Linked DNA regions of Mus musculus: regions 2, 3, 4, 5, 6 and 7 are each linked to region 1. Evidence: chromatin loops called from intact Hi-C (ENCODE). Cell type or tissue: left cerebral cortex. All regions are shown on one strand. Region 1 overlaps Nhsl2 (NHS-like 2). Region 2 overlaps Nhsl2 (NHS-like 2). Region 3 has its middle 11 kb from the start of 8030474K03Rik. Region 4 overlaps Gm4779 (predicted gene 4779). Region 5 overlaps Nhsl2 (NHS-like 2). Region 6 overlaps Nhsl2 (NHS-like 2). Region 7 has its middle 24 kb from the start of 8030474K03Rik.

The links. Hi-C counts contacts between places; a loop is a spot of excess contacts. Peaks named below come from ENCODE experiments on the same cell type or tissue, not always from the same donor. Only the 100,000 strongest peaks of a DNase experiment are listed, where the experiment ranks them.
Region 2: it touches region 1 in a loop (8-fold over the local background); 17 of 42 quality-filtered maps call a loop at or near these places.
Region 3: a loop joins it to region 1, with 8 times the contacts of the local background. A loop is called at or near these places in 17 of 42 quality-filtered maps.
Region 4: it touches region 1 in a loop (3-fold over the local background); 12 of 42 quality-filtered maps call a loop at or near these places.
Region 5: a loop joins it to region 1, with 15 times the contacts of the local background. A loop is called at or near these places in 24 of 42 quality-filtered maps.
Region 6: a loop joins it to region 1, with 2.3 times the contacts of the local background. A loop is called at or near these places in 3 of 42 quality-filtered maps.
Region 7: it touches region 1 in a loop (2.5-fold over the local background); 17 of 42 quality-filtered maps call a loop at or near these places.

Annotation. Positions count from the first base shown.
Region 1 is chrX:102,063,999-102,067,998 of GRCm38, reverse strand. All of the region lies in intron 1 of Nhsl2 (NHS-like 2), which reads right to left. It overlaps Rtl5 (retrotransposon Gag like 5), which reads left to right. Exons shown (of 2, transcript NM_001278534.1): 1 at 1-445; 2 at 882-1,457. Among named protein-coding and RNA genes, the nearest start is that of Rtl5, 5.3 kb to the left of the region's middle. In left cerebral cortex, CTCF peaks have their summits at 665 and 1,635 (motif pointing right); DNase peaks (open chromatin) are centred at 680, 1,077, 1,622 and 2,955; H3K27ac peaks cover 321 bases.
Region 2 is chrX:101,979,826-101,983,825 of GRCm38, reverse strand. All of the region lies in intron 1 of Nhsl2 (NHS-like 2), which reads right to left. Among named protein-coding and RNA genes, the nearest start is that of Gm25828, 69 kb to the right of the region's middle. In left cerebral cortex, a CTCF peak has its summit at 2,179; DNase peaks (open chromatin) are centred at 55 and 2,162.
Region 3 is chrX:101,803,968-101,807,967 of GRCm38, reverse strand. No RefSeq gene overlaps it. Among named protein-coding and RNA genes, the nearest start is that of 8030474K03Rik, 11 kb to the right of the region's middle. In left cerebral cortex, a CTCF peak has its summit at 2,276 (motif pointing left); a DNase peak (open chromatin) is centred at 2,260.
Region 4 is chrX:101,790,052-101,794,051 of GRCm38, reverse strand. Gm4779 (predicted gene 4779) reads left to right here. Exons shown (of 6, transcript NM_001374240.1): 1 at 1-1,115; 2 at 1,715-1,871; 3 at 2,409-2,491; 4 at 2,768-2,813; 5 at 3,404-3,445; 6 at 3,529-3,703. The coding sequence ends at 3,444. Among named protein-coding and RNA genes, the nearest start is that of Gm4779, 2.4 kb to the left of the region's middle. In left cerebral cortex, a CTCF peak has its summit at 2,298 (motif pointing right); a DNase peak (open chromatin) is centred at 2,315.
Region 5 is chrX:101,952,169-101,956,168 of GRCm38, reverse strand. All of the region lies in intron 1 of Nhsl2 (NHS-like 2), which reads right to left. Among named protein-coding and RNA genes, the nearest start is that of Gm25828, 41 kb to the right of the region's middle. In left cerebral cortex, a CTCF peak has its summit at 1,751 (motif pointing left); DNase peaks (open chromatin) are centred at 285 and 1,801; H3K4me3 peaks cover 233 bases; H3K27ac peaks cover 960 bases.
Region 6 is chrX:102,002,381-102,006,380 of GRCm38, reverse strand. The region is part of intron 1 of Nhsl2 (NHS-like 2); the gene reads right to left. Among named protein-coding and RNA genes, the nearest start is that of Rtl5, 67 kb to the left of the region's middle. In left cerebral cortex, a CTCF peak has its summit at 2,100; DNase peaks (open chromatin) are centred at 441, 999 and 2,265; H3K4me3 peaks cover 2,325 bases; H3K27ac peaks cover 1,326 bases.
Region 7 is chrX:101,817,001-101,821,000 of GRCm38, reverse strand. It overlaps Gm3858. Among named protein-coding and RNA genes, the nearest start is that of 8030474K03Rik, 24 kb to the right of the region's middle. In left cerebral cortex, a CTCF peak has its summit at 1,633 (motif pointing right); a DNase peak (open chromatin) is centred at 1,634.

The DNA of each region.
Region 1 (4,000 bases):
CAAACCTCTCCTAGGCCTGTTGTTGAACTTCAGTTAACCAGTGTGGCTTAAGAGGCGACTGCCTCCTGCACACTCCTGGGGCTTCTTGGGCACCAACTCAGGTGCCCCTAGTCAAAGACCTGCTGTTCACTTTTGGGTCCAGGAAAATACTGCTGCTGCAGTGGGAAGTACACATGTATTATGTCCATTCTGGCCACAAAATGGCAGCCTGGTTCACTGCTGGCCCAAGTTGTTCCTGGACATTGAACTTGCTGCACGGTGCCTAGCAGCTGGGCAAAGTGGAGCCCAAGTTGTCCGTGGTCAGCAGGAAGAAAGCAGCAAATGGTGTCTCTTCCTCATTGGAGTCTGAAGATGAGAACCCAGCCCTAGAGTTTGAACTTAAGACCAGAGAAGGAACTTGAGGAAGAGGAGTCCTAGACAGACCTAGTCCTCAGACTGGTTAACGGTGAGCTCTCTATTCATCAGCAAGAGGTAAGGGGCCTTTTTGTTTAGCACTTCCATTTCTTGCCTGAAGATCAGTCGAATTGGGTTCCTATAGCCTGCGGCTACCTTTTACCATGGTTTCCTCCAAAGAGAGAAGTTAACGTATAGTCATTATGGGAAATATGGGAAGTAGTGAATGCCATAAGGACAAAATAGCTTCCTCCCGACCATTCAGAACCTCGCCACACAGAGGCAGCATTTCTTTCTTTCTTCAAGGTGAGGTCATCCTGCTGGAGGGCCAGCAGCAGGCCTGAAAATGGCTGTCATCTGTGTGACGCAGAATCATTTCACCTTCCTGAGTCAGTTGTTAGACATTTCAGTTGTTTGCCTTGCCCATTCCCACCAAGGCAGGAGGATAGGGAACCATGTGAAGACTTTGTTTTGTGTCTCTTTTTCAGCTTATTTCCTCAAGCGAGAATTCCAGAAGGGAAAACTCTATTCCTTGAAGCTATGGACCCTGTCTGCTGATGCCAACATACTGGTCACGCTGCCTGTGTCCTTGTGGAGAAGCGCAAGAAGCAGGTGTCTTGTACCTCAGATTCCAGAGATCCCCCTTGGCACACACAGGCTTTGCCTGTCTTCACGGTGCTTCTTAGTCTGAATGCTTGTGGCCCTGACCAGGGAGACCAAGCACATGAGCACTAAACTGGCCTGTGGGCCTCTGGGGGCAGAGGGGCCTTGAACTTCCTTTAACCTTTTCCCTTCTTTCCCAGTTCTTCAATATTTGTTGTGATGTGACAGCTACAGGAGCTGTCCGAAGCTCTGAGTGCCTCCTTGGGTTGAGGGGGGTGGGGGTGGGGGTGGGGATGCATGCAGGGTACAAGGGTGATCCAAAGACACCCGGAGGCTCCAGAGAAACAAATGTGTTACTGTTTTTACTGTTACTGTTGTATTATTGTGCTGTGAAGATAAATTGTTCTGTATGCTAAAGCTTTCTCTCCTCAATAAAACAAATAAAGGGTGTGTAAAGATTGTGTCTGTCTGTGTTACTGAACATAGACGGGGACCCAAGATGCTTACTTCGCAGGCACCTTAGCTGATCGGTGCTAGCCTGAAACCTTGACGTCCAGCAACAACAAGCAGTTCTTGGAAGGAGGGAGTGAAGGCAGGCAGGGTGGCGAGAAAGCGCCCTTCCACTTTGGGACACTAGATGGTGCTATGGGATTCCAGTGAAGTAGCTGGAACCAAATTCCCAGAGCAGGCCAAGTAGGGTCAGCAAGACCTCCCTGCTTCTTAGAGAGTGTGGAGTCAGAAAGAACTGCACCCTCATTCTGGGACTGGCTTAGCTTTCTCGGACATGAGTGAACGTTTTTGTTTCCCCTCTGCTGAGCCTTCCTGCTTGCGAGTGCTGGACTAAGCCCTGAGAACCTGCCATTATCCTTCATCCTGGGCAGCAGGTTATTTATTAGTCCTACCCTCTTTAAGGTAAGGACGGACACAGGCTTAGAAGCCACTGCCCTAAGGGTGACAGTGAACGGCTTCTTTACAATCCTGTGGTTGTTGGTAGTCAGCTCCCAGAACAGCTCCTCTCTGCCCCCACTCCGCTGTCTAAGAAGGCAGACCTGTATCCTGATTCTGCCCGGCTCTGCATCTTCATAGAAAATTCCTGGTTACTTGAGAGGCAGAAAGGGCAGAGAACTATTTTACCCAACATTTCAATGCTATAATCCAGCCAGGCAATGTTGTCTCTTTTTAAATCTGAGGAACCCAAATCTCAGGAACCTTGGGTCCAATGAGGGGGTGGGGGTGACTCTGACTCAAGTGGGCTGCATCTGGGGGGCTCTGAGGGAGCCAGACAGGTGGTGGTTCTGTTTTGCAGAGAAACCCAGCAAGGCTAGCCCAGTGGCAGTGCTGAGCGTGTGGCTGATTGTCCATTCTGGGGAAGGACGGGGCTGCACAGGCTGTGAGCTGTCCCAGTGAGCACTGGGTCTCCTTCTAGGGTTTTAGGTGGTCAGATGGGATGCCAGCAGCCCTGGGATTTTTCATGATGCTGCAGGCAGGGGGTAATTAGGGTCAGTTTTTGTAAGGACTAATGAGAGCAGATGAAGGAGATGAAGGACTAGAGGAAAAGGGAACTGTGTGCCAGTCCCTCGGGCTTCCAGGCCTGTCATCAACCCCACCCTCTCTTTGGTCACACCCTCTTTGCTTGTTCAGTCACTGTTGAATTCACAGAAGCAACTAAGTAGCCCAGTTGATGAGGTACACGACAGAATAGCAGCAGCAGTTTGGTGTTGAAAAAGCAGGTGCATAAATAAGCCTCTGCATGGAGAACTAGGAGTAGCTGCTAAGGATACCTGTAGATGTTGAGATGCTTAGAGGACTAGGGGATGGCAACCTTGAAAGTGAAAATGCAACCAGGTTTAAGAAAATAGAGAACAACTGACTCCCTCCCTCTCCCATGCCTCATAAAAGCCTGCTCGGGAGAGATGTGGCTTGAAAAAGCAAGCAGTGTGTGTTGAAGACACCACTGCTTTTCTGGGTTGCTGCTGCCACCCAAAGGTAGACAGGCCCCACCTGGGATCTTGGGCACCCAACCTAAGGGGACCTTGCACCTCACAGCAGCCTTTTTGCATGCCAAGAATAAGGAAGTGACAGAACAGAAGAAAGGAAGGGGAGGGAGAGAAGGGTGAGAAGATGAAAAGGCTTCCCAAAGCCCTCTTCCTAAAAGATGGTGCGAGCCGGAGAGGATTTTGCTGCCTAAGATACTGGCTCGGCTGTCCTTTTGTTTCTACACAATTCTAATGCCAGTCTAGTTGTAGGGTCTAAGTAGCCCAGATGACATTTACTGGCCATTTTCTTACAAGCCTTCCCATACAGTTCCCAAAGCAGGCAGCAGTTCAGAGAGATGATTCTAACATACAGTTCACAGTTGAGAAATCTATATAACGATGATTGCCCAGCATATACCATGGTCTGCTGTAAGCTGACCCCTCCTTGACCCCTACCTCAGATTCTAAGACAGAGATTCTTATGTTTTATATCTATGGATAGTCCATAGGTGGGTGCAGACATTTGTCTTGAAGAAGCTGGGCCTATTGATGTGCAGACTGTGCCCTCCATGGTCACAACTGGCTTATGGAGCTCAGGAAGGGGTAACGAAGGCTCCTCCTGAAAAAAAGCACCTAAGGAATGGGGACCTCCACTTAGTGCATCCTGCATCTTGCCCAGACCAGGGAAAGCTCAGCAGGCTATCTCTCCCCAGGGACCCTGGGCAGAAACACAAAGCCCAGAGTTCTCAAGTTGCCTTGGTAACAGGGGGACCTACTTGGAAGAAAACAGTTGCTTAAAGGCTCAAAGGGGTGGATATTTCCCGTGACAGTGAGCAGGCCCTGACCTGCTCCCTGCAACCCCCTTCCCTTCCTACCTGCCACATGCAGATGTAGAATAGGGGCCCCTTACCTCAGCAGCCCTCCTAATGGAGGATCGGGGTTGGGTGGGAACTGGAACATGGGTCCCCCTCCAGATGTTAATGTGAGAAAGGTTAAAATGAAATGCGTGAAGTGCTGGCCATGGCTTA
Region 2 (4,000 bases), 84 kb after region 1:
GGACGTGCTGTGCTGGGGGAAATCTGAAACAACAGTGACCTGGTGGTGTGGGGGAAAGCCAGACAGGAGAGAACTGGCTAGGAGGTGGATCACAGGGCCTGGCAGTATCTAGGACATTCCACCGATGGGAGGAGAGTGCAGGATGTCAGTACCCAGAATGTTTTGTTTTGCTAGAAAATATCATGGGCAGGCTGAGGGAGGAGCTTGGTTGGTGGAGCTTTCAGGGCATGCACAAGGTCCCCGGTTTAAATGCACAGCACTGCAACATCACAGGCAAACAACACATGTTAATACTTGTTCATGTTGGGTGTGGTCATCTTTTCACTTTTCTCTTGGCATATTCTAAGGAAAAACAAAGAAAAGAAAAAGGAAAGATGAAAGACAGAGAACTGGCCATTATCCCATGTAACAAATATGACCATGCCTCTTTTATTTTCACTTTAAAAAAAGATTTATTTTATGTATGTGAGTACAATGTCGCTCTCTTCAGACACACCAGAAGAGGGCATTGGATGCCTGAGCCACCATGTGCTGGGAATTGAACTCAGGACCTCTTAACTGCTGATCCATCTCTCCAGCCCAAAACCATAGCTCTTAAAAAACATTTTTTAAAAGATTTATTTATTTTATTGTATGTGTATGAGCGTTTCCCTGGTGCCCAAGGAGATCATAAGACCGGTGTGGGCTCCCCTAAAACTGGAGTTACTGATGGTTGTGAGCTATCATGTGAGGGCTAGGAACTGAACCCAGGTCCTCTGCAAAAGCAACAGGCGCTCTTGGCCACTGAAGCTTCTCTCGAGCCCCAAGTCCATGTCTTTTACGGAAGTAAGGAAGTAGGAAGAATAATAGGAAAAAATGACTGACTACACAGGTCTTAATGAATGCCGTATCTCAGAGGTTGAGCTCTCAGCCACAGTTCCACTGACCTGCCTTTGCCGACTCAATTGAGAAAACAAGTGCATGAAAGCTACCCCAGGAAGAGCACAGTGCCCTATGGCTCTTGCCAGGCCAGGATACAAAAGCAAAATTTACACATGTATTCCCCACATGGAATACCAGGGGTCCTGGCACCGAGGCCAAAGCAGCAAGGTCCAGCTTTTTTTTGGGGGGGGGATGCTTCTGAAAGGGAGGAAGAGGGGGGCTTCCATGGTACTTGAGCAAGAAAGAAGGATGGTGGAATCAAGGGGAGGGGGTATTGCTAGAACTATACCTGAAGCTCCGGGAAGATTTAGTTGTTCTGGTTTTGTTAATGGCCTTGTGCCCAGAAGAGAACCATGCAGGTGCTTAGTACACACAAGCCCAGTGACTGAAAGAGGACAGTGAATGGCCTGAGGGGAAGGGAGGACACCTGAGTGTCCCAGCTCCATGTCTATATCTTGGTTGTTCATGGAGTAAAAATTTCAGATGTGCCAAAGCAGGTATTCATGTTTCTAGAGAATTCCTACCTCTACCTGAGGTAGGGGCTGGGAACTGGGGTCTGGGGTCTGGGGTCTGGGGTCTAGGATAGAAAGATTGGCAGGAGAAAGGGATATGGGACAGTAGAGAAGTGAGCTTCAATGAGCCTGAAGGCTCAAGCAACACAAAGTCTGTACAGAGACAAAGAGGTGTTGAGAATGGGGTTTAGGTAAGCAAAATGGACATCAGAGTTAATAAGGAAGGGATGGGATCTGGCCTCCACTGCATATCCTAGAGACATGCGATAGATGCTTTTGAGAGAATTAGAACAAAGCATCCTCAGGACATAGGACTACTGGACCCTGGGCTTCATCTCAGCTCCCATTGACTCAGGTGCCCTTGCAGGGGGTAGCTTGCACAACCCTACACAGCAGCTCTGACACCAAGACTAGCATTCTGAACAGTTAGGTTCTTTCTAGTCTCCCATCATTTAGCAGCTGACAACCACCTATTGGGGACACTGCTATTGTCTTGGTTGCTGTCTCTGGTTCCCAACTCCTGCAAGTCCACCTTGCCCTGACCACAGCAGGACTTTCTCTGGCAGGAAGATCTACAGAGCCAACAGAGAGCCATTAGTTCTCCAGTGTATTCTATTACCCTATGTACAAAGACTGTGTATTCTACACCTCAGTTAGGAATGCTCAAGCTTTCGTACCCTTCCCAAGCAAGTCAAGGGGAAAAGACAAGAAGCCACAGGCCAGAAACAGGCTGCTGCGCCTCCTGGTGTTACCTAAAGGAAATGCTCATGACATTTCTGTGGTACTATGGAGAAAACCCCCTCTTCCTATAGCAGAGCTCCTGGGCATGTCCATGTATGGTAAATTGTGGGGATGCAACAACTGTACCTCCACAGGATTCTTGCTGGTATCTTTATCAACCTTTTTCAAGCAGCAAAGTTTGGAGACTTCAAGAATATTAGTGGCCTATGGACAGGAGCTCTGTCACTGTGCACAATCCCAACAAAGTTACTTAGCCTACCCTTCCTGACCCTCTTTTACTTGAGATGGCAGCTGCCCTCCTTTTTTGAGATAGGGTTTCAACATGGTGCCCTGACTGTCCTGAAACTCACTATGTAGACCAGGCTGGCCTCAAACTCACTTAATCTGAGCATCTGCTTTTGCATCTGTATCATGAAGAGAAAATTATATCTCTCTAATAGGGTTGTCATGAGGACTGAGTTAATCAAATATGTGTTTAGCTTGGTACCTGTCATACAGCAGATGCTCAATAAATGTCACCTGTCATCATGAATATGAGGTACAAAGACAACGAATCAGTATGGACAGCCAATTTGAATATCTGTGACAACAGGATTTGTCCCACAATGGGGACCCTCCAAAAATTGACTTTTGAAGCCCCCGGAGCAGAGTCCTTTGTTAGGCAGTTGGTGGCCTTGATTCCTGACACACTTGGCTTCCCCCTTATTTCCCTTAAGCCTATTTGCTCTTGTACTGATGTAAATGAACCAAGCTGTCCCAAGGGCTGCTGGCACTAGGAGTTGGCCCTGGCACCACCACCTTGCACCATAGTGTGAAGAACACATTTTTCCATTCCCTGCCCCGCATGCTGAGTCTCATGACAGCTGTGAGAAATCTGGGATGGCCTCCTGGACTCCCTGAACCCAGTCTTCAGGGACAAATATTGAGCTAAACAATCTTCCATGGCACTGGTCTTGGTACTGGTGACTAGGATATAGACCTTAAGAAAGGCCCCGGAGTGATTGACTCCTATGTCATCCAAGAGCTGCTGGCAAATGTCCCATTCTTAAAACATTTCATGCTGTGACCATAGTCATTGCTTCCTGAGAGCGTACAGGTCCTGGAAATCGGGCAGAGCAATTCTCTCCCTAGTTTTGGTGGCCTCACAGGGACCATTTATGGACAGCCTATGTATAACTGATAAACACCAGCTCCCTTCTCCTTGCCAAAAACCACTGAGAAAGAAAGCCTAACAGAGGAGAGGGACAGACCCTTGGAGGAAATGTGAGAGTTCCTGGCATGGTCTCAGGATGGTGAGCAAAGAGGACACAGAAGTGAGATGGGGGGCTGGGGTAACCAAAACCAAGATCACATTTCAACTTTACAACCTCGTGCACATGCATTACATTTCAATTTTGGTGAAATAATCTCTCTCTCTCTCTCTCTCTCTCTCTCTCTCTGTGTGTGTGTGTGTGTGTGTGTGTATGTGTGTGTGTGTGTGTGCATGTGTGTGAATGAGTGCACTGGGGAAATGTTGTATGGCTGAATTCTGCCCCCAGCTTCCCTAGGGCTTTTAATCTCAACTCTGCCATTAATACATGTGTGACCAGGATGGAGCTTCCTTTTTCAATTAAACTTTTCTAGAAATGCCCTCAGAAGCACACGTGTCTCCTTATTAATGTCTGAGATGTTTTTAAATCCAGTCGAGATGAACATGGAAATCAACCCTCACAGCAGTGGACACTGTTTGCAGTGCTCCTTGGACCGCGGGCATTAGGGAACTATGACCTATCAGGGTTGGTTCACATTTTCCAAGAGTTGGGCCTAGTTAAGCGGGAAGAAGGGCT
Region 3 (4,000 bases), 260 kb after region 1:
TAAGATTTTTAATGCTGAGAGGATCTGTACTAAGAGAAACAAATCCCTAAGCCCAACCATAATACACGTGGGAACTAAAAACTAGTATTTCAGTGAGACTGGTGTGGACTGAAGATACTGTCACAGTTGAAGAGGAAAAAATCGGAATTTAATTAGGAAGAAGTGAGCATATTGTTTGAGCATTAAATCCCTATTTGCTGAATAAAGTTTAATTTTACTGTTTAAAAACTTGGCAAAATAATTATATATGAATATATAAAATTAATATGGATTAATAATTAATGGATTAATAATTTGATGGCTTTATTTGAAGTGGGAGAATTCTTTGGAAGCCAGCCATATTTAGAGGTAGGTTGCTGGGGTCCTGTTCTTGGGGACTGTGATGGTTTATATATTCTTGGGCCAGGGAGTGGCACCATCTGGAGGTGTGGCCTTGTTGGAATAGGTGTGACCTGGTTGGAGTAGGTGTGTCACTGTGGGTGTGGGCTTAAGATCCTCACCCTAATTGCCTGGAAGTCAGTCTTCCACTAGCAGCCTTTGGATGAAGACATAGAACTCTCAGCTCCTCCTGTGCCATGCCTGCCTGGATACTGCCATACTCCCACCTTGATGATAATGGACTGAACCTCTGAATCTGTAAGCCAGCCCCAATTAAATGTTGTTTTTTATAAGACTTGCCTTGGCCATGGTGTCTGGTCACAGCAGTAAAACCCTAACTAAGTCAGGAACTATACAGTTGTCATCCTTTTTCCTGCCCCCAACCGCCCCCGCAAACACAAGCGTCATGACTGCTATTGGGCAAGCAGCTCTGCCCTTCAGCTCCCTCCCAGTACAATGCTTGGGCTCACCACAACCCAGAAACAATAGAGCTAGCCACTAGTGCAGGGAACTTCAAAAATCATAAAGCAAAATCAGTCTTCCCTCCTATAAAGGATTTATGGTATCTGTCACAAGAAAATAAAATCACTGGCAAGCACAAATGTGTACTAAGCTATGCTTAGAAGTAGTAAGTTCTGCTGTATTATTACACAGTAAGGTGACTACCGGCAACTTTTGTGTGGTCTATCTCAACAGCTGAAAGAGGACTTCATTCCTGGTTCCTGCAAAGAAGGAAGCCTGAGATAACTGACAATAATAGCAAGTGTTAGGTTGCCTGGCCTGGGTGACAACACAACGTGTGGGAAGGTCACCTGCAAGGAACTTGTAAGCAAAATCAGTTTTTGAGGATGCTTTGAGTGTCATGCTTTCTATGGGCTTTCCTTTCAAGTGCAAGCCCTTTTTTCTGGTGATACCCAAGAAACACAGACTCTAGATTCCTGACATTGCAGAAAATGCTGATGAAAGTCTTCTTGGACAGCTAATGATTACTGCTGAGAAATGTGTATTGATCTGGGCCTGAAGATGATTACCAAATGGTAGTGAATAAAGGTTCAGATCGAGGACAGTACATCTGTCATGGTCATGCCCATGTTATTGGAGGTCTGTGATGAACTGGCCTCCTGGGGAAGTGTGTTTTCAAGACAGTTTTCCCTTCTCTAGGCAGTGATCAACTTTTCAACTTCCAGTGTATTAAATAACAAATTTGTTTTTGTCTCTGTAGGGAGATACTGAAGGAATAATTTTGAAAACATTCACAATAAAAATTGTCATGTGGATTTTAAAAAGCTAAAGGAAAGAAAGGATTTTGAATATTTTCATTATGAGAAAATTATTTGAATAAATCAGTATTTCTAATCTGATTCACAAATTACAAAATGTATATAGGTATTGAAAATCTCATGGTATCGTATTAATATGTATAACCTTTGTTTTGTGTATCAGTTTAAATTTTTAATAAAAAGACAAAAATTGCTAAGAGAGACTTTAAGTTTTCCCACCATTGAAGTGCCAGGGCGAGGGGATGCCCAGGTGGGCCCCACCTGCTCAGAGGAGAAAGGGAGGGGAGAGGGAAGAAGGGGGGTAAGGGGTGACCAGGAGGGAGGCAGTGATCAGGATGTAAAGTGAGTAAGTAAATAAATGAATACATTTTTTTAAAAAGATGTCTTATGCTAATACATATGTCAATTAACTCGATTTAGCAATTCCACAGGGTGTACATATTTCAGAACATGATATTACATATAATATGTACAATATTTGCGTTTAAAAAGTAAAATGTAGGGGCTGGAGAGAACTCTTCAGCAGTTAAGGGCACTTACTGCTCTTTTGGAGATAAGGGTTTAGGTCCTAGTACCTACATCCATTTTGAAGGGGTCTGATGCCCTCTTATGGCCTCTGAGGAGTCCTGCATGCATATGTGCACAAAAACTCACACAAGTTCATAAACATACACAATTAAAAAATAGGAAAAAATAGGATAGCCCTATGGTTAAGAGGACTGGCTGCTCTTCCAGTGCACTGATGTTCAATACCAGGCAGCCACATGGTAGCTCACAACTGTCTGTAATTACAATTGCAGGGAATCTGTTGATCTCTTTGGTCCCTGCAAGCACCATGTGCAATACATGATGCACAGACATACATGCAGGCAAAACACCCAAACACATAAAATAAATTTAAATTAAAAACAAATATTCAAGGGGCTGGCGAGATGGCTCAGTGGGTAAGACCACTGACTGCTCTTCCGAAGTCCTGAGTTCAAATCCCACAACTACATGGTGGCTCATAACCACACATAATGAGATCTGACACCCTCTTCTGGTGCATCTGAAGTCAGCTACAGTGTACTTATATATAATAATAAATAAACCTTTGGGCCTAAGCTAGCAGGGACTGAGCAAGTGGGGCCGACTGGAGTAAGCAGAGGTCCCAACAATCAATTCCCAACAACTACATGAAGGCTCACAACCATCTGTACAGCTATAGTGTACTCATATGCATAAAATAAATAAATAAATCTTTTTAAAAATATTCAAAATAAAAAATATGCTAGGCATGGTACTATATGCCTTTCAGTTGAGGATTCAGGAGAGACGCAAGCAGCCAGGTCTCCTGAGTTCCAGGCCAACCAGACAGGCTACACTACGAGTCCTTGTCTTAAAAAACAAAGGTAGAATATGGTGGCTGTGGTGGCTCTAATCCAAGTACTCCGAAAGCTGAATCAAGAGGGTTACCATATGTTTGAGGTTCAAGGCAAGACTGGGTGGGCTACAGAGTGAGATTCGGGCTAGTCTGGATAACAGAGTGAAGCCCTGTCGACAAAAAAAAAAAAAAAAAAAAAAAAAAAAAAGATTTCTTTGTCCAAAAATATTGGTGTGTGGGACCAGAGAGTTACCTCGGTGGTTAAGAGCACTTGTTGCTCTTACAGAGGACCTAAGTTTGATTCCCAGCACCCACATGACTGCTCAGAACTGTCTGTCACTCTGGTTCCAGAGAATCCAAAACCACCTACTGACCTCTGAAGGCACCAGGCATTCATGGGGTCAACAAACATGCTGGCAAAACATCCATGCACACAAAATAAAAATAAATAAAACTAAAAATACTTGTAAATGTATGAGGTTCCCATATTGGTGTAAAAATTCTGCTTTTAATTATTTATTTTTAAAAAGCAAAGTTTCTGGGATAAAGAAATGACTCAGAGGTAAGAGCACTTGCTGATCTTCCAGAGGACCTGAGTTTGGTTCCCAGCACCCACACAGCAGCCCACAAACACCTGTAACAATTCCAGGGGACTCAGCACCCTCTTCCGACCTACAAAGGAATCTGAACACATGTAACATGCACACAGAAAGATATAACACAAATATTAAAATGAAGATAAAGGTAAATGTTTTTAAAAGAGAGTTTCAAAATTAGTTGTTCGTATAGCATGTTTCCAATAGCATCCTCTGAGAGAGCTGAGAGAGAAAAGCAAGCAAAACATCCATGGGTGAGGAAGGAAACAAAGTGTGGTCTATTCTTTCGTCTTAAGATGAAATTTTATTTGTACTTAAGAAGGAATTTCCTATGCATCCCATAAACATGGAGGGACCTTGAGGACATGACGATAGGGATCTAG
Region 4 (4,000 bases), 270 kb after region 1:
ATGACAGAGGGGACAATCTGGACTTTGTACAGCAGCTAGCCATCGAGGGTACAAGCTTCGGGCAGCACATAGCCAACCGGGAGGCCTGGGGGATCCACGGACATCAATCCCCCCCAAGCTGTGCTGCTGAGCCCATTAGCATTTGGGGAGACTCAGACGCAAGCACGCTCAGAAGAAGCATGCGGCCTCAGACCTCAACGGAAGGGAAGCAGGTCACAGCTACCCAACTGCACCCCAGAGGTCCGGGGCGAGGCAGGGCCTGGATGACCCCAAGAAGAAGTGCCATGAGTAGGGTAGTAACCAGTGATGACATTCAATGTCCCTCCTCCAGCCCTGAGTCTTCTGATGAGTTCAGTGAGACACAGATGATGAGGGTAACCATTTGTCTCAAAGAAGGAAACCAGCCCAAGTCCGCTGGCCTCACTGAGCAGGAAGATCCAGCTAGACACACGAATGTCCATGGCAGGGAAAGTTTTGTCCATGTGCCTCCCTCTATGCTGGCCTCTACTCCAAGAGGACTCGGTTCAGCCATCGAAAAGCAGGCTTCGGGAGAGCTGGAAAGCTCTTCAGCTAAGAAAAAACAAACTATGGTTTGGAGCAAAGAAGGGGGCAGGCCCAGCCACCAAGGAGCTACTGCAGCAGCAGCAGCAGCTGCCACTGCCACTGCCTCTGCCTCTGCCTCTGCCTCTGCCACTGCCAATGCCACTGCCTCTGCCTCTGCCTCTGCCTCTGCCTCTGCCACTGCCACTGCCACTGCCTCTACTGTTGCCCCTGCCCCTGTTGCTGTTGCTTCTGCTGGCTTATACAAGATAAGTCCAAGAAAGAAGCCAGCCCAGGAAAAGCCATCTCAGTGGGACACCTCAAGAGGACCCGTGGCGAGAATCTTCCCACCATGGGGACAGAGACTCAAATCAGCTACTGTAGAACCAGCCACTTTCCCCCCAATCTCAGGGGTTGCTCTGCTAGGGAAGGCAAGTAAATGCTCACTGCCTTCAGGGCCCAAAGAGTTCAAGTCCGTCTGCACTGGGAAGAAATCCATAGCAAAGAAGACAAGGGAGCCACAGGCAGGGCCCAAAGAAGATAACTCACCGAGAGATCCTGGTCTGCAGGCCCAAGTGAGTAGACCATGCCCTCTCTCCTGTCACCCTGCCCTTCCCCTTCCCGGCACATACGTTTGTGCTGCTCCCCCTGCCCCTGCCCCTGCCCCTGCCCCTGCCCCTGCCCCTGCCCCTGCCCATGCCTTGGCTTGGGAAGTTGTCAGTGGACACTCATCCTGATTAGGATGTCTAGTGTGGAGTCCTGGTGGTAAATAAGGGTGGATATCAAGGGAGCCTCAGTTAGGGGTTGCTTCCTGTTCCCTTCCCTGTGCATTTCCTCTCTCTAACCAGGTCTGGGGAGGGAAATGTGTCTGGCTGTCAGTTTGGGTGGTTGCTGTCCAGAGAGCCCCTACAGTGTGGGCTGAACAACTTGAGCATATAGCCAGTCCTGAGGGCCTCCTGGCTCCTCCCTGGCTCCTCCCCAAGGAAGCCAGGCCAGGACCTGAGGCTTTTCAGTGTCTGTGGGCTCCTTCCTGGCTGAGCTCTGCCTCCTGAGCTGAGGGTGACTGAGGACAGGAGGTGCAGAAGGGATGAGCCTCCCAAGCCTCCATTTTGTTACCCCCTTTCCCTCAGCCCCTCAACAACATATACTCAGTGATAAGTATTTTGTGTGTGAGGTTCCACTACACAGGGCAGAGCAGCCTTCCGTGTGCATGCATCGTGGAGAAATGAGCAGTGGAGACTCCAACACCAGAGCCCCTCAAGTTCCAGCAAACCCACAGTTCTTCTTGATCCAGAGATGTGCCAGACCCAGAGCACCACCTGCACCTGCTGGTGAGACTTTGGGGCTTGGAGAACAGTGGGGGAGGCTGGGGAGAGGGAAGCAACCTGGGGCTCTGTTCTTTTGAGGATTGCAGCCTTGCTTCTTAGGCTTCTCTGATGAGGTAGGTAGGGAGTCCACAGGAGACTGGGTATGGTCAGGGCTGACCTCAGGTCACGTTGGGAAATGAGTGAGATTGTGGGATGCATGACTTTAAAGGTAGGGCAATATGAGTTCCATCTTGAACACGACAGATTTTGCTGCTGAGCCCTATACATGCACTGAGCTCCTAGCTTCTAGCCATGGTGGTAGTCCTGCTAGCATACACTCAGTGCCACTGTCTTAGGGGCTCACAGCACCTTTATGCTGCCTCTGGGCTGCAGTAAGGGCAAGAATAGAGCTAGATAGAGGTGAAGACTTACCAGGTACAAGGTGCTGCCAGCAGAGGGCACTGCGGCCTCATTTTGGACCCCATTAGTCCCTTCCAACTTATATAATCCTGTTTCTCATCCCCACTCCTGTGTGTGTCTGTGTGTGTTTGTATGTTTCAGGTGACCAGGAATTACCTCTACGTCTGCCATTCCCAGTTGGCGATAGGCAGCATCAAATACAAGCCATAGGGGGCTGCCAACAGGTAAAACTTTTATCAGCTCTCTGAAATGCTAGCCTCAGGTAGACCCTGAGCTGACTGTCAAAGTTAACCTGACAATTAACCTCCTGTGCCAACTCCTGTCCCAAATTGCACGGGGGGGGGGGGGCACCTGCTTGCTCTTCAAGGTTTTTGCCAGTCTTATCCCAGGACTGTGGATAGTGGGAGGTGTAATGATAAAGGGCACGTGTGGATGGAGCAGAGAAGAAGCCAGGACACTGAATATTAATCTCTCTTTTTCTTTCATGCCTGCTGGGCTAGTGTGAGATGTTACAGAAGGAAATAGATGAACTCAAGGAACAACTCGGTATGGCCTACCCCGGGCAGGAAAGATATTGGGACAGGGGCAGAGGGGGGAGCTTAGTGTTTGGGTGCAGGTGGTTACAGTGGGTGGTGGGGCAGGCCCTCATGGGGAAGGTGACATGAATCAGGCCAGGCTGGGAGCCCTGTGTGCCTTGACTTCTGGAACTTGCACCAAGAGGCTCTCTGTTCTCCCATGTGCTGTACAGATGAGTCCCCCCAGCCTCTTCTCTCTGGACATTCAGATGTTCCTCCTTAGCTTTCCCTTGAAGTCCTGGCACCTGGAATTTTTGGGTGTCTGTTGACACATGTTTGTTTGTTTGTTTGTTTGTTTGTTTCACAAGTAGGGCTGGCACTGCTGTGACCCAGCGTTTGAGGACTGCCTATCCATGCTGTTCTCCTGTAGAAAACGTTTGCACATAGCGCTCGGTGATGGGTGGGGGAGTGTGTCCCAACTCTGTCTGCTTGGATGGGGGCTGGAGGGCAGTGAGGCGGCTGTCTGGAAGTTCCTGTGGAGCAGAGCATGGGTCTCAGGCGGGTGGGTTCCTGTCCTGTGTGTCTATGTCTGGAATACCCATTTTTACCTCTGTGTTTCAGCAATCATGCAAGTCTTCAAAGAAAAGTTCCAGGATCCTTGAAGTGAGTGTCCTATCGACAGCCCTTGCCACACTCCTGACTGCTCAGGAAGCAAGAGCTGGCCTGACTCTGTTTTTGCTTGGCAGGTTGGACTCAAGAGTTTCTCCCCACAGAAGAGGCCAAACTACCACCTGTGGATCCTGCTTCCTTCCAGTTTTCTTCGACAGCAGTGGTTCCCACCTTCCTAATGCTATGGCCTGCTCATGGGCTTCATTTTGTGATGTTAACCCTCTACCATAAAGCTATTTCATTGTTACTTCACAGCTGTACTTTTGCAACTGTTGTTTATCATCGTGTACTGTCTGATGTGTGAGCCTGTGGGAGTTGCTACCCACAGATTGAGAGCGTCTGCTCTACAGTCAGTCAGAGCTGAGCTGTGCCCCTGTTTTTACCCCAAGCCTGCCCCTGGTGACAGCTGTTTCACATTGAGTACTTTGGCTGTCCTGGAACTCACTCTGTAGACCAGGCTGGCCTCGACCTCAGATATCTGCCTACCTCTGCCTCTGCCTCTGCCTCTGCCTCTGCCTCCCGAGTGCTGGGATTAAAGGCGTGCGCCAT
Region 5 (4,000 bases), 110 kb after region 1:
ATTCTCCCTTGGACAAGTGGGGCAATAGGTCCCTTCTCCACCTTTCCCTCCCAGCAAGGAGTTCAGCACTTCTTTCCTGTGGCCCTCTGAAATAGACTTAGGGAGGCATCCATACCATGGTGTGGAAACAGCACTGGCTCAGAGAAAGCTCTCTGAACTTTCCCAAGGACTTACACTGAGGAGCCTCAGCTGCTTAAAGAATCAAGTTTGGGATTCTCAGCCAAAACGTCTTGCCATCAGAGTTATTGATAGAGGGCAAGAGACCACTGTCCAAGCTCATGTTTTTCTTAGGAACATAAGATTCAGTCTGTACCAGTTCTAACTGGATGAGTGCCAGTGTGTGTGAATTGTAATGGAAGCATTCCAAACGCCAAGCACTACTTTGGACGGTGAAACTATGGCTGGATTTTTATTTTATTCTTAGTACAAAAGTGTTGACTTGTTTTCCTACAGCAAAATTGTGCTAGTATAAAGATCTGTAAACAACAAAGCCTTTATTTTGAAATACAATTAATACAAAAAATAAACCTCATGACAAAACACAAGTACAGACTTTCATGTCATAGATAATTTATTCTAGGGGAGTTTGAGGGAAGACAGAGTGAGGGGGTGGGGGGGGAGAGGAGCACGGAAAATAGGCAAGTTTGTAATCTGAAGCCGAGCTAAGTCAGAGGTCAGAAGCTCTGGCCAGGCCCTAACCTATACACTTGGGCTCATTTCTGGAAGCACATTTAGATTCAGAGCCAGGTCTCTGCTTTTCTCCTTGAATGAGGGAAGGGAGGCACAGGGAGGTGAGGATGGAGACCTCTATTTTGCCAAGGCTCTTTTCTCTCTGTCTTAATCTCCATCTGGCTAACATCTTCATCCTGGACTCTTCTGGGTCCCATGTACTCTCCTGAACGTCTCTAGCATTCCCTGGACAAATGAGTGTCTATTGTGTGTCAGTAACTGTTGTGTGCTCCCAGAATGCATCAGCGACCAAAACAACTCAGTTCCAAGGTGCAGCATGAAGCTCTTGCATGTATTTACTTAGGTGTCCCGGGTCAAGCATAAGCTGTTTTCTGCTAAGGATCATTGTTTTAACATTTGGTTCTCTTCCTTCTCTGCACTGTGACTGGCTTTCAAACATTGTGAAGATGTTCACAGTGAATGAATGAATGAATGATGGTGCTTAAGTTTGGGTTTGGGGATGTTGCTCAGTTGAATAGCACTTATCTATTATGCACAAGGCTCTGGGTTCTACCCTGAGCAAAAGCTCAAGGACACACACACAGAGCAATTTCAAGACAAAAAAAAACACGACGACAGTGGGACGTTGGTCACCGATAAGTAGAGCACGTTCTCTTGCCCTGCATTACTGTCAGCTCAAATCTTAGGCCACTTTCCTCAAGTGGCAATCATCAGAGGAAAGAAGGTTGCAGGCTAAGTCCCTTGGGCAGATCCATTTTGAAAAGAGGTAACCCGCTCTATCAGGGACCCTCTCTAAGGAATGGATAATGCTGCTAACTTTAGACAGCTTAGGCTAAGCAAGAAAGGCATTCTCCTTCGGTGGGTAGGGGGATCCACTGCCCCATCACTCTGTGCAGGGATGAATCATTCTGAAGTACACTTCCTTTCTCTTAAAAACAGCAAGGCTGCCCTGGCATTCATTCCCCCATTCGCCCCGCCTCTGGGCTGCTGTTCATCCCTCCCAGCCAGAGGCAGCTCCAGCCTTTTTTGTTTGGCTTGCCAGCAGCTGCACAGCAGCGCCCTCTGCCGCCCGGCATCAGGCTTTCATGCCGCCCGTCCGCCCCAGGAGCGGGGAGGAGCAGGGAGCTAGGCGGGGGCTGTGCTGCGCCAAGCAGCCTCCAGTTCCGGAGGTGCGCGGGGACCATGACTCACCGCCCGCCGCTCTTGCCGCCTCCGCACGCGCCTGGTGACGCGCGGAGCTGCACAGAGCTGCTCTGCTCACGCAAACCAGCCGGGGCACACTTGGCCTGCTCTGCCCTCCTGGGCCCCAGTCCTGTATGAACCCCAGCATTATTCACCCCCCCCCCCACACACACACCAGAACCTCGCGTCGATTCATTACAACTTCTGATGGGGATAGAGACTGAGGACCAGGGGAAGATGGGGGCGAAGGCAGGGAACAAACCGCTAAAGAATAGGGGAGGGGCTATATGACTCAGTTATGTGTGACTCCAAAGTTCAGGTGAGATGGGCTTTCCACAGCATCAAATTGCACCCCTCCTCCACTCACACACACCAGACACACTCAGGAAGGGTCAGTTAAACGATGATGTCATAAAGGACTTTGAAATTCAAGCATTATAGCAAACATTTACCATTTCAAAATTAAAAGCTGTAAAATAGCTCCTAATGAGAAAGGCAGACAGGTGTGGGGCTTGAGTGTGTGAAATGCTTTGAGTTAAGGAGCGGGACACAGAGCTGGGCATAGTGACACATGCACTTGGGAGGCAGAGGCAGGCAGATCTCCTTGAGTTTGAGACCAACCTGGTCTACAAAGTGAGTTATAGGACAGCCAGAGCAACATAGTTAAGAATAATAGTGAGACTGTTTCTAAAGCAAAGCAAAACAAGACCTAAGCATGGGAATAGGAGCAGGAGCTGTGAGTTAGGAATGTGCACCAGAAATTGGAACAGATGGGAGAGAGAGAGGCAACTAAGATGACCCTGGAACCTTGGCAGGATGTGCAGTTGAATCAAGTGCATGACATGGACATGGCTCTGGGGTTAAGAAGGATTTACTAGTAGATCAAAAAGTTATGCAGTTAAAGTCCACATCGCCTTTGCACCCGCCTCTGGTGTTTGCCACTGCCTGTTTTATTTTCTTTATTAGTAATATATTGCTTGTTTCCTTAGACTGTAAGAAACACAGATCACAGCCTGCAGCTAAGGTCCCACCTCTGCTTTGGAGACAATAAACATGCAGAAGAGAATCCAGATTTGTGAGGGCACGGCCTATCCTCTGGGCTGAATGGAACATAGGTAGGCACAGCACTGCTTGCCCAGACAGCATTTGTGGAAGCCAAAGAAACCCTAATCCAGGTCCTACTGTTCCCTTTGAGGAAAGTGTGGAAAGCTGTAGCTAACGACTGCTTCCCCGTGATGCTGAAGGTCTTTGTAGACCTAAGGTTTGACCCTGAGAGAGCCTGATGAATCATTCAGACAGCTCCAGCCTGAGCCAAGCATCGAGGTCCATTTGGTTTCCATGTGGGTACCTGTGGCTAGTAGCACCACCGAACGGACATGGTGCTCTAGAGCCACAGAAAAAAAGTTAGACATGAGTAACCTTTCATGCTTCTGCATCCACTGGTATTCCCACCCACCCCACCCACCATGACTTTCTGTCAGCCTGAGCTCTACCTAGAAAGGCACCACCCCACCATTTCCTGACAGTGTTTAACTAGGTATGCACGTGACTACATCTTCTTTTTCTTTGTGATCAGGAAAAGAAGGTATTGTCTCTATTCGTGGGTACTACTGAAAAACAGACTAAGCGTTCACGGCCTGTTAAAGATTTAAAATAAATATTTAACTTCAGGAGTCTGAAGTTCAGGCCTTCACAAACAGACACAAATAAGGGGAGGGCGTAAGTCAGGGAGGTGAGTTCTATGTGTTCTTTAGCCCTGGCTCCCTTTCTTGCAGGCTTTGGTGGTCTTTGTAAAGGAGAAAAACATTGCACGAAGGAGGAAAAAAAATGTCTGGTCTCCTTAAAGCAGTCTATAAGCTCACTACTATTCCAGCTAAATTGCCACAGAAATTATTCATTGGATTCAACAAACTCATTCTAAAGCCAGGAAGCATGCAAAGAGAATGCTAAAAAAAACACTTTAGAGAAAATAAAGTGAAAGACAATTCCCTATACAAAGTATTAAATCCAGAGTACTTAATGGATTGTGGTATGGACATAGCAGTAGGCATTTAGAGTGCAGTGGGAACTGCACACTGATAACTGGGATAAAGTGAACGAGGCTTTAAAAAAAGAGTATAGACTTCCA
Region 6 (4,000 bases), 62 kb after region 1:
AGGAGCCAGTTCTGCATACCCTGAAGTCCAAAGCAATATTCCCCCTAACAGGTCCCAGGAGTAGGGTTCATCAGCACATCCCTGGTGGCCTTCTTGTAGCTGTTCCCCGAAAACATGCTGTGAGATCCCCCTCTTCTAGAGCTGCTACTATGGCTAGCCTTGAACAACTACCCTTAAATGCATGGCATCCTGTGTCTGAACATGGCATGCTTTCAGGAGGGCACTGACCCATCTGCTGCTTTCCACAATAAACTTGACTTCCACTTGGCACAATCTCCTCTTTCCTTCCCATTGACCTGGATAGTGGAATGAAAGCTCCCCAAATGGGCACAGAGGGAATTCTGGGCTCCCCTGGGACTCTGTGTGAGGGGAAAGAAAAATGGGGTGCTGCCAAGAGAGGAGGGTTGCAGATGCAGCTCACTGGTAGTGCACTTTCCTGGAATGTCTGAGGCCTAGGTTTCCAAAAGGGGGAAGGGAATAAAAGTTAAGTTGGTGTGAATAGGACAAGAGTGGCTGTTTCCTTGCACAGTGCTCTTGCAGTGCCTTACAAAGGCAAGCTACCAAAAGTTGTCTCCAGACCCTAATCTCCACACTGTGAGCGGTTAGGAAGAAGTTGTTGGGGGAAAACTACGCCAGCACCCTTGAGTCCACCTCTGGAGGGGCACGGAGGGCAAGCAAGAGCACATTGAAAGTAGGAGGACAACAGACTCTGAGCTGTCCATGCAGCCAGAGGAGCTCAGGCAGGGCTGGGGCGGGGAGGTGGGGGGCAGGGCATTACACAGCAAGAAACAGCTTCATCTGGCTTACTCTGAGCAGGCGGCAGCCGAGGTGGAGCCCTGAGAGGTGTAGGTGTACACGTGTGGGGCGGGGCTGGGGGCTGGGAGAGCAGGAGGTTTGAATAACAAAGGAGACTCCTGAAGGGTAAGCTGTGCATGGCTTCAGGGAGAAAGCCTTGTGCTAGCAATAAACTTCAGTAGCTGGTGCTCCAGCCACCCTCCAGAGGCTGCACAGAGTTGCTGGCGAAGGAGCCAGCTCCTGCCTGCTCAGGGAGCCCAGACTTATGCAATTCAGCCTGGCACTAGAGCAGGGGAGCTGGGAGTTCACCCGCATCTCCCTCAGGCTTCCTCCCCGCCCCCCTGCCAGCCCCTGCAAGTCACGCCAAGGGTCAGGGGCCCTGTGAGCCAGGGAGGCCCTGGCTGGAGAAGCCCGGGGAAAAGGAGGGAAGGAAAGAGAGTACCTGTTGCTGAATGCATCCTGCTGCTTTGGCTCTTACTCCTCGGTTGCTTGTGGTGAGAGTTGCCCATCATTCTGTTCTGGACTGGCAGCCACCGCGGCCGCCGCGCCGCGCCTCCTCCTCCTCCTCCTCCTCCTCCTCCTCCTCCTCCTCCTTCTCCTCTTCCTCGACCTGTGCTCCTCCCCAGGTGCTTACATCACCTCAGCTTTGCTTCTTACACACATGGCTCTTCCAAATCCCACTTGTGCCCTTGGCACAGTATTGTCCAGATCTGAACCTCTTACTTGGACCAGCGCCTGCTAGGGCGCTCTCTCTCTCTCTCTCTCTCTCTCTCTCTCTCTCTCTCTCTCTCCCTCTCTCTCCTCCCTCCCTCAATCCCTTCCTCCCTCTCTATCCCCTCCCCCTTGCTCAGCTCTCCTGTCAGGTCTAGCAGCCCAGGTTCCAAAAAAGAACCCTAGCAAACCCTGAGTGCAACCCCCACCTCATCTGAGTCTGCACATGGGGCCAGCCCCCGCAACCCCCGGGACCCGACTCGTTTGCCCTTACTGTCCCTGGCTGCCTCTGCTCTCAGAGCTGTCATTCCTGCTGCCGCTTGCTCTCTGGATCTGCAGAAGCTTGCAGGAGCGAGGGGCCAATAACAGAGCCTCATCCATGAGTGTGACAAGGACCAGTGAAGGAATGTGCTACCCAGGAATTCTAAGTGATACAGCTCCCTGTTCCACTGGGAGACGGATCCAGTTCTGTGACAGCTGCCAGTGGGTTCTGGGCTCCAGTCCTAAGAGAAACCTGAAGAAATTTGGGCAGAGCACGAGGCTTCCAGGCTGCAGGCTTGGCGCTAGCACATCCAGACGTCTCTGGAATGCCCAATGTGGCCACCAGGCGTACCTGCTTCCTTGTCAGACACACCTGAAGCCTCACTCCACTTTCCCCTCCCTTGCCTGCTTTGCCTTCCCATGGGAGGGCAGAGATAGCAGCCCAGAGATTCACAGACTGGAACTGGGACCCTCGGCAGCCAATGAGAAGGCTCTTTTCATGTCCCACAGAAAATCCATGCGCGCTCCGCATGCGCGCGCTCTCACACACACATATGCAGCAGACTGTCGCGAGTGCTGCAGCCCTGTGGGATAAGTGACAAGGGGCAGGTGGTGCTGGCTCAGCAGCCTGTTCCAGTCTCAACAGCCTGGCAGTAAGCTCGGGCCATCGGTCCTGGAATCAAGTCTGCTAGAGCCAGAAAGCCCTGAGTGGCTTCACATAGGCGAATAGTAAGACTGTTCAGCGCTGATGTCATCAGACACAGGGACAGGGGGGCCTATCTGTCACAGCCACATAGTGGGTGTGGGTCAGAGCTTTCTGATTTGGAACAAGAGGTCTAAAATGAGACCTATTCGCGCATCCATCCACCGCTCCCCACCCCCACCCCCATCCACCTGTCATTTAGGCACTCTGTCAACTGTTCCCAGGCTCCTCCTAAGCCAGCCCCGTGCTGGTGGTAGGAGCAAGAGGCATAAGTCACCTTCTAGGAGGGGTGACTGACACATCAAAAGACACTACAGAAAAGAATTAACAGCGTTGAAGGAGAATCAGAGAAAACCTGCTTCTGTCTGGAGAGCTGGGGGAGGGGGAGTACTTCCCAGAGTAGATAGACCCCATGTGGACTGGGTCATCAAGTTAGCTAGACACAAAAGGAAAGGGCATACTGGGAACTGTGGGGACTGCAAGCTTCAGGGAGCCAGCTGCTAAGGGTCTCTTCAGTCTTTAACAAATCCACAAACATCCCTCAGACTACTGACCAGCTGTCCCAGCCTAGCAAGGGATAAATTGCAAAAAAACAAAACAAAACAAAACAAAACAACCCAAACAACCAAACAAACACCTTGCAAGATGGTGGGACCCCCTACTTGGGCTTTGCAGCTCACTGTGGAATATGACAAGAAGTCTCCAATGGAACCAACATGAAAGTAAAATAAGGCTTGGAGCAAGTAGCCCCAGAGCAAGTGGGAAGTACCCACAGTGAAGCATCTTGGGGAAATAGATTTATAAATATGGTTTGGTTAAAACATGTCGATCCATGAGCCTGATAGTGAGGGTGCTAAGTGGCCAACTTTAGTTTAGGAGACATTAAGTTCCTGCTCTTCTATCTCTTTATGCTAGCTCTGAAGGATGAGTCTCAGAAGGTTTGAAATTGTAAGACTGGACTAAAGTAAAGCTCAGAGAAACCTAGAAAGACAGCTGTGGTACTGGGAGGTCATCCCAGAGTGTGGGACAGTTTGGAAGCTGAAACAATAAAATTCAGTTGGCTTGTACACATGGGCATCTAGGTTATACCCTCAAGGAGATGAAGAGGCATGGACAAGAAAGAATAGGTTTGGGACATATTCAGAGAGAAGACAGCAAGAAGGGGTGGGGAGTGAATGCATGGTCACAAACTAGATATACCTGTGCACTCATTGCCCTGGTCAAGAGTTGAATATGGGGCAGGAGAGATGGCTCTGTGGTTAAGAGCACTTGCTGCTCTTGCAGAGGATCCAGGTTCAGTTCCCAGCACTCACATTCACAACTGTCTGTCACTCCAGTTCCAGGGGATCTGATGCCTTCTTCTGACCTCCTTGAGTACCAAACATGTGTAGTGCAGTGCATACAATCAGGCAAAACACACATTTTAAAAAATGAACAAATATAGTAAAGTGTTCAGGTTGAACATGACTAGGACTACAGGAGTCCTTCTCAAAGTGACAGTCCCAGCTCTTCAAAGCACAGTTCAAGTTC
Region 7 (4,000 bases), 250 kb after region 1:
TGTTCTAACAGAAAAGCATCTGTGTTCAGAGGCAAGGAACAGAGTAGGCCTCCTTACCCAGGAGCTGCTGTGGGTGTGCTGAGGAAGGCCAGTCCTAAAAAGAAATCAGCCCAGGAGAAGAAACCCCTACAGGATATCCCAAGAGCCACTGGGCGAAGACCTGTCCCACTGTGGGGGCAGAGACCCAAGGCAGCTCCTGTGGAAGTACCCACCTTTCCTCCAATAAACAGCGTCCCTACACTTGAGAGTTCTAAGAAGCATGACACAACACCCCTAGAGGCCACCGAATTTACACATGGTACATCCAGAAAGAGAGCAGTAGCAAAGAATACAAGGGAAACCCTGCCAGTGGCCAGAGAAGACAGGGGCCTTGAGTGTAAAGACACCATGAAGAATTCGACAGTGATGACCCAAACATCAGAGTCCTCCAAGGTTAAGGAAATTGACCATGCCCAAGTAAGTAGACTAACCTTCTTCCTCCTCTCACCCTGGCCTTTCCCTCCCCAGCATATACATTTTCACTGCTGCCCCTGCCCCTGCCCCTGCCCCTGCCCCTGCCCCTGCCCCTGCCCCTGCCCCTGCCCCTGCCCATGCCCATGCCTTGGCTTGGGAAGTTGTCAGTGGACACTCATCCTGATTAGGATGTCTAGTGTGGAGTCCTGGTGGTAAGTAAGGGTGGATATCAAGGGAGCCTCAGTTAGGGGTTGCTTCCTGTTCCCTTCCCTGTGCATTTCCTCTCTCTAACCAGGTCTGGGGAGGGAAATGTGTCTGGCTGTCAGTTTGGGTGGTTGCTGTCCAGAGAGCCCCTACAGTGTGGGCTGAACAACTTGAGCATGTAGCCAGTCCTGAGGGCCTCCTGGCTCCTCCCTGGCTCCTCCCCAAGGAAGCCAGGCCAGGACCTGAGGCTTTTCAGTGTCTGTGGGCTCCTTCCTGGCTGAGCTCTGCCTCCTGAGCTGAGGGTGACTGAGGACAGGAGGTGCAGAAGGGATGAGCCTCCCAAGCCTCCATTTTGTTACCCCCTTTCCCTCAGCCCCTCAACAACATATACTCAGTGATAAGTATTTTGTGTGTGAGGTTCCACCACACAGGGCAGAGCAGCCTTCCGTGTGCATGCATCGTGGAGAAATGAGCAGTGGAGACTCCAACACCAGAGCCCCTCAAGTTCCAGCAGATTCCCAGCTTGTGGCCCCGAGCCAGGGAGGCACCGGCACCAGCCCCAGCCCCAGCCCCAGCCCCAGCCCCAGAGCATCTGCACCCCATGGTGAGTCTTTGGGGTTTGAGAGCAGTGGGGGAGAGGAGAGACACTTCAGGTTCTGTCGCTGGGGATTTGGAGCCTTGTTTCTGGCCTTCCCTCTCTAGGCACAGCCCACAGGAGACTGGGCATAGGCAGGCCATGTTCTCAAAAAGTGGGATTGTGCTTTAAACAGTGGGACAACTCTTAACTCTTAGAAGCTGACTTACAGCACCCAAATCCTTTTCTGGTGCTGGGCTCCTCTCAGGTCCTGGCTGTGGGTATGGCCCTACTAATGCCAACCCAGGGCCAAATTGCTAGGGCCCACAGAGCCTCCTTCTCTGGCCAACAGGAAAGCCAGAGCTAGGTGGAGCTGAGGAACCAAGAAATACAAGTTGCTTCCAGCAGAGGGTGATATTGCCTCATTTTAGACCTCCCCAGACCCTTCCCACCTGGATCCCAGGCCTGGGTGCTGCATACTGTGTTCTCTTTCAGGTGACCAAGATCGATCTGTGGTTCCCCCACTCCCTGTTGGGGAGAAGCAGCATCAAGCACCAGGGATACTGGGATGTCAGCAGGTAAAGCTTCCTTAGCTCCTAGAAATGACAGCCCTAGATAGATAATAAGCCGAGTGCCCAAACTAGCTTTGCTCCTGTGCCCACTCACTCCCCACACTCCAAAGAGAGAGGGTACCTCCTTTTTGCTCAGGATTCTGAGTTAGTCTTGCCACAGGACTGTGGGGGTGGGATCTATAAGGACGGGGAAGAATGTAAATGGAGCAGAGAGGAGGCCAAGACATTGAATGCTAATCTTTTTCCCCCTCCTTTGTCTTCTGGGTTAGTGTACTTTGCTTGAGAAAGAAGCATGCAGGCTGAGAAAACAACTAGGTACAGCTGACCTTGGGCAGGGATGGGTGAGGGCAGGGGCAGAGGGAGGTATTCGGGTACTGGGACCTAGGGAAGACTAGCCTACCTGTGGGAAGGCAATGCCAAGCAAGTCAGACCATGAGTCCTCTGTACATTGACAGTTAGGGCATGCACCAAGAACTGTGTATGTCTGCTCTCCCACATGCTCTGCCAAGTGCCTGCCCACACTGTTGTCCTGTAGAGGACATTTCCACATGGAGTTCAGTAATGGGTGGAGGCATCAATTCCAGGGCTTTTTGGAAATGGGCTGAGAGGCAAATTGCTGGTTAGGGATTCTCTGTGGTTAGAAGTGGGAAGGGTGGTTGAATCCTCTGTGTGTGTGTGTGTGTGTGTGTGTGTGTGTGTGTGTGTGTGTGTGTCTGGAATACCCATTTGTGCCTCCTGTGTTTCAGCGGTCATTCGGGCCCTCAACAAAAGGTTCCAGAATCTTTGAAGCGAATGTTCTGCTATCCACAGTCCTTTCCACGGAAACCTGGGCCTGGCCTGACTATTCTGCCTGAATGCTTGGACCCAGAATCCCTTAAGGAGAGGACAGACTACTCCGACCCAGGATCCCAAAGCTGTCCCTGCTTATTCCTTTTCCTTATTCTACAGCCAGAGCCACCTTTATGCCCCTGTTTTTGCCCCATGTGTCCCGGTAACAGATATTGCACGTAAAAGTAGTTTCCCTGTGTTTTGTTCTTTCTGCTTTTGTGGAAGCTGGGGTACAGAAATGGATGGGGAACTGTTCCTTTAACCTGGGCTAAGCACTTCTGCTTCTGAGCAGGTGCCTTGCACTCAAGTTTAGCCCTGTGCACTGGGTTTGGATTCTGTGAGGTGAGGCCTGGCCCACCCAACATTTCCACCCTTCCACACTGTCTCTGTCCCTTCCCTGACTGCTCTCCTTCTCTGGGACAGTCATAGGACCCATTTTTGCCTGCTGTTCCTTGAATTCAACAGGAACTTCTGAGCCCTTACTTAGGACTAAAAGGGGTGTCTTATCTTATGGATCATTTCAGCAGACATTAAGGTATCATTTGGATTGATCTTATCTCTTCCCTGGGCTCCATCCTTTCTGGCTCATCCTCTCTTAGCATCACACTAGGGGAGGACCCAACATTTGCACATTATTCTTAGGCTGCTGCATAGTTTCCATATCCTCTGATTATCCCTGATCCAAAATCACCCTGGTGGGCAGAGGAGCACAACAGAGCTGGAGGAACGCACTATGGGGACATGGGTTGGAGGGAAACAAGTTCACCTGTTCACCTCTGGAGCTGAAGATGGTGGTGGGAGTCTGTAAGTGGCTCCACTGAGCCAACCTGGAGGGACTGCTCACTAGCAGCTTAATGGAGGGTCAGGGACCAGAGCCACCACATCCTCTCATCCTGACCAGCCAACTGCCTTTCTCCTGCTCTCATTGATTGCTAAGACGATGCATCCACTCATGCAACGATGGCAGCCGCATGCAGCTTTTGACTTCCTGTGTGGTACAAGTTTTTCTGGAGGTGATACTTATCCCCAGGTCTGCCACTTGAGGTCACAGGACCTCTACCTGAGCCCCATGTTCTGAAGTTACCATCACAGACAGTTGGGAGGTTTTTGTGCCTTGAGCCAGGTCCCAAAACCAGGCAAGACCAACACCAGGAGAGGGAGACCATGCCTGACACTGCCTGAATGGCCCAGAGACCTAGGATAGAAACAAACATGACTGGAAAAGAAATAGTCAATAAAATGATTCCTAATTATATTCTGCTATACGCATAGATTAATGACGAACCCAACCGTCATCAGAGAGGCTTTATCACAGTCAAACTTTAGGTTGGGCTCCAGGAACTGCACAGAAGAGGGACAGGCAGCGGGG